2 separate regions of the Homo sapiens genome follow, and region 2 is linked to region 1. Evidence: read pairs that join two places in POLR2A ChIA-PET (ENCODE). Cell type or tissue: GM12878. All regions are shown on one strand.

Evidence for each region. ChIA-PET counts read pairs that join two places held together with the same protein. Peaks named below come from ENCODE experiments on the same cell type or tissue, not always from the same donor. Only the 100,000 strongest peaks of a DNase experiment are listed, where the experiment ranks them.
Region 2: POLR2A ChIA-PET joins it to region 1 with 6 read pairs; 3 of 35 experiments call an interaction of 5 or more read pairs at or near these places.

What each region holds. Positions count from the first base shown.
Region 1 is chr7:127,815,449-127,817,948 of GRCh38, forward strand. All of the region lies in intron 11 of SND1 (staphylococcal nuclease and tudor domain containing 1), which reads left to right. Among named protein-coding and RNA genes, the nearest start is that of SND1, 160 kb to the left of the region's middle. In GM12878, no CTCF peak of the experiment used is centred here; no DNase peak of the experiment used is centred here.
Region 2 is chr7:127,929,471-127,931,970 of GRCh38, forward strand. The region is part of intron 15 of SND1 (staphylococcal nuclease and tudor domain containing 1); the gene reads left to right. Among named protein-coding and RNA genes, the nearest start is that of SND1-IT1, 67 kb to the right of the region's middle. RefSeq lists an enhancer at 752-841. In GM12878, no CTCF peak of the experiment used is centred here; a DNase peak (open chromatin) is centred at 1,091; H3K4me3 peaks cover 435 bases; H3K27ac peaks cover 1,163 bases.

The DNA of each region.
Region 1 (2,500 bases):
CACTGGACTCTAGTCTGTGCAACAGAGTGAGACCCCAACTCTAGAAGAAGAAGGAGGAGGAGGAGGGGAGAAGAAGAGAAGGAGGAGGAGGACGAGGAGGAGTATTGGGCACAGAGAGAAAGAGACCATGTGACAGTGGAGGTAGAAATTGGAGTGGTTTTAGCTACAAGCCAGGAAATGCCAACAATTGCCAGGATGCACCAGCTAGGAAGAGGCAAGGAAGGATACCTCCCTGGGGCCTTTAGAGGTATAATGATCCTGCCTACACCTTGATTTTCAACTTGGAGCTTTTGGAATTTTGAGGGGGTAATTTGCGGTACTTTGTTATGGCAGCCCTAGGAAAGCAATTTAGCTTGTATCTGGCCACTTGACTCTTGGCCGAACCTCTTGTTTCTGGGTTTCTACTTCAGTAGTTAGTTTCTTTACCAAGTAATCTGTGAGATAGGGTTTGATAATGTCAGCATTCTTTCATCTCCGATTTCATGCCTGTTTTGTCTTACTTCCTTTATTTGTGTTTATTCTTTCTGTGAATACTCCTCCTGGGTGGTAATGCCTTCCCTCCTGCAGACCAGCTGACAGTTGGTGTGGAGGAATTGATACACCCAAGCACATTTCCAGTGTTGTCCATAGGCTTACCTCCAAACCAGTGTCCTGTTTTCTTTCCTTGAAGCATGAACACTGATGTCCACTTAAGAAGGCTGCCCTGTCTCATGGCCATCCCAGTCACAGGGCCTCCATCACTTCTACTTAGTAATTAGCAGCATTTTGAAATATGACACACCCTGGGAGAAATCATTCCTGGCAGGAGCTCTTGGTGAGCCGTGCTCATCCCATTCAAGGTTGATGAATAGAACATTAAGAATAATTAGCACAAGACTGTCTACTGGAACACTATCTCTTTTACATAGAGCATTATGTGGCACTGTGCAGGAATTTTCTTCAGTAACTATAGGAATCCCAGGTGTTCTCCTTAACCTGGCCTTTTTGGATAAGATATTTTTTCTGCAGCTTTGCCTTCTCACCTCTTCTGGCTTCAACAAGTGGGCTGGGCTGAAGAGCAAGTCCTCTGAAAGGTATTTGCTCAATAGTTGGTGTGCTTATTTTCTTTAGAACTCAGTCCCTGAAGCTTTGGTCATGTGTAAACACTTGCTATGTTAAGAAGGCCTTAATACGTTAACAAGTAACCTAGTAACACCAATTCATTTCTCAAACTCTTTTTTTTTTTTTTTTTTTGTAACAGTGTCTCGCTCTGTCACCCAGGCTGGAGTGCAGTGATGCGATCTTGGCTCACTGCAACGTCTGCCTCCTGGGTTCAAGCAGTTCTCATGCCCCAGTCTTCTGAGTAGCTGGACTACAGGCATGTACCACCAAGCCCAGCTAATTGTTGTATTTTTAGTAGGGATAGGGTTTCACCATGTTGGCTAGGGGTCTCGAACTCCCAATCTCAGGTGATCTGTCTGCTTTGGCCTCCCAAAGTGCTAGAATTACAGGTATGAGCCACTCCACCTAGCTAGTTCATTTTTGTTATTCATTCAGCAGATATTTTTTGGACAGCTACTCTGTGCCAAGGCATTGGGGATAGAGCCTATTTTTATAGTACTAATATTTTAGAAAACACACATAGTTGTTGGGTACCTTTGTAGAGGTGCAGTAAGGATGAATAAAATATCATCTCTGTTGCAAGTTGCTTGCAGTCTAACTGGAGTGAGATGACATCTGTTGTATAAGAAGTTGAATAAGAACAGATTTGAATAACTGGTAAGACAACAGAAATGTATCACTTGATGGTATTTGATAAATATTAATGCGAAGTGTACTGATTGTGGTTATCTTTCACAGATAGGAGAGGTCTCACCTGCTGGGTGACCTTATGTATTTAATGGTCTCAGCTTCCAGTCATAACCCTGACTCTTAGGAATAGGAATATTTCCCCTCCTAACTTCTTTCTCTGCTTATAGACTTGCCCTGTTTCTTCTGTCTATGCCATCTTGCAGATTACTATCACAATTGCTTTCAAAATGCGTAGACCTGACCACGTCACCAACTCTGCTGATACCCATTTGCCTGCAGAAAAAAAATCTGATTCCTTAAATGATTATATAATAAAAAGCAAAGGAAAGGCAGCTGTATATAAAATATTGTAACTTCAAGTGAGCATCTTGCTTCCATTTCCAGTCTGACTTCTGGCATTGCTGTCCACATAATATGTCACAAAGAACTTCTCACCATTCCATGGACATGCCAAGCCATTTCACAACTTCTTTCCTTCATACTTTTTTTTTTTTTTTTTTTTTTTTTTGGTCAGGAATCTTACCTCTGTTCTGTATTCCTGGTTCCCCATGTAAAGTCTGGTGTTCTTTGTCCTCCGATAATATTTTTGTGACCCTTTCTGTTGTAGTAGTTCCCAGGTCTGACCTTCCTCCCCACCCCTATAGGGCAAAGAGCCTCTCTTGTCTTTTCATCAGCTCACAGTTCCTAAGACTGTGCTTGACATTGACAA
Region 2 (2,500 bases), 110 kb after region 1:
TTTCTAGATTGGATCCTCCTGTGCCTGCAGACCCAGCACTGCACCCCCTTTCTGCTCCTCATTTCTACCAAGCACAGGATGTAGGAGTAGAGCAACTTGCAAGCACGCAGCCCTTATAGAGCTAGAGCAAAGGAAGTTCCAGACTAGGAAAATACCAGCCATGGAATTCTCAGAGTTGGCCTTCATTACCCACTTGAAACAGACTGCCCATGCTATGTTAGTTGTGGGGAGGCCTCAGAGGAGCCAAGACACTCTTCCCCTGTAGCTCCCCAAGCAGTGCCCTTTGTCTCCCTTTCATTCTTTTCAAATGCCATTAAGATCCCAGTCCTTTATGAAACCCCAGCCATGACGTTGCTTTCACACGCTCTTCCCACATCGATAGTATTTCTTGTTGTGCTAAGGTTGACGTGCTAAGGCAAAGATGCTCCTTTCTTTGCTGACTTAATGTGTGTCTTACCCTATCTTTTCTGGTAGCTTAATATTTCACAAGCCAGAAGGCTATGTATAAACTGTGCTCTTTGAGCAATTTACATTTATGCATTCAAGGAACAAACTGCTTCATTTCTTTGCTGCTGGCAAATAATAGTTATTTATTTCCAGTTGGTACTTCACAGAGACTGCAGTCTTTGAGGGAAAGCTGTCATTTTACTTCCACCACCACCCCCACCCCGCCCAGCCACCCTTGCACACACAAATATTCATTCACTTGCAAAAGACATATCCCGCCGTGGTCCCCAGATGCACATGGTCCCCACCTTGCCTTTTTTGCTAGTGTCCTGTTGTCTCAGCACTTCTTACATTGAATTACTGAATAGAATTTGCTATGGGGAAAGAGAAACGGGAGTCATGCTTGCTGCCTCCTGCCAGATCGCCTTGGCCTCCTTTTCCTAGAAGGCACAGGTAGTTTCTTGTCTGGATAAGGGTCTCCCTCAGGCCCCAACTAAATGGATTGAGTTATGAGAGATAAATCACTCCCTGAACACATGACCATGGAGCTCACTGCTGCTGCTTGGCTGTCACTTCTCATTGTGGCTCTTGTACATACTCTTATGAACTTGATCACTGCACAGCTCTGCAGGCCTTCTGAAGGGACTCATTGAAGTGTGACACCAAGCTCAGGGCAGCTACGCAAAAGAAGAGATGCAAAAAAATTCATACCTTATTGGAGGGCTGTGGTTTTATTTTTGCTAATGTGAGTTATGGTAAACTGAAAGGCAGTGTGGCAGTTGTGTGAGAGAGTCCTTTTATGCAGCCATTTGTACCTTTTTACCAAGGTTTCTATACCCATGAAGTTTCTTGGTAGTGAACTTTTGCTAGAGAGTTGGAGGCACAGGCATATCCAGGTTTATTGCACTTCTTTTTATTGTGCTTCAGATATTGCATTTTTTTTATAGATAGGAGGATTGTGACAACCTGTGTTAAGCAAGTATGTCAGTGCCATTTCTCCAGCAGCATGTGTCTATCACATTTGGTAATTTTCACATTTCAAACTTTATTATTATTATATCTGTTATGGTGATCTGTGACCAGTGATGTTTGATGTTATTATTTCAATTGTTTCGGGTCGCCATGAACCACAGTCATATAAGATGGTAAACTTAATTGATAAATGTTGTATGTGTTCTGACTGCTCCACCCATTGAATGATAAGAAAACCAAACAAAGCTTGGTGCAGTGGTGCATGCCTGTACTCCCAGCTACTCAGCAGGCTGAGCCCAGGAGTTGCAGATCAGCCTGGGCAACATAATGAGACCCTGTCTCAAAATAGAAAAGAAATTGAAGCAGCCTTATTGCTTATATGGAAAAATTTTAGTGGTCTGGATAGAAGATCAAACCAGTCACAATATTTCCTTAAGCCAAAGTCTAATCCAGAGAAAGACCTCTGGATTTGACTCTCCTCAATTCTGTGAACACTGAGAGGTAAAGAAGCTGCAGAAGAAAAATTTGAAGCTGTTAGAGGTTGGTTCATGAGGTTTAAGGAGAGAAGCCATCTTCATAACATAAAAGTACAGGGTGAAGCAGCAAGTGCTGATGTAGAAGCTGCAACAAGTTATTCAGAAGATCCAGCTAAGATCACTGGTGAAGGTGGCTACACCAAACACCAGATTTTCAGTGTAGATGAAACAGCCTTCTACTGGAAGAAGATGCCATTCCAGGATTTTGGTAGCTAGAGAGAAGTCAGTGCCTGCCTTCTGAGTTTCAAAAGACAGGTTGACTCTGTTGTTAAGACCTTATGCAGCTGGTGACTTTAAGTTAAAGCCATTGCTCATTGACCATTCCAAAAAACCTAAGGCTCTTAAGAATGATGCTAAATCTACTCTGCCTGTGCTCTGTAAAAGGAACAGCAAAGCCTGTATGACGGCACATCTGGTGACAGCCTGGTTTATGGAATATTTTAAGCCCTTTGTTGAGACCTACTGCTCAGAAAAAAAAAGATTTTTTTGCAAAATATTACTGCTCATTCACAGTTCTGCAGCTAGCTGGTCACCCAAGAGCTCTG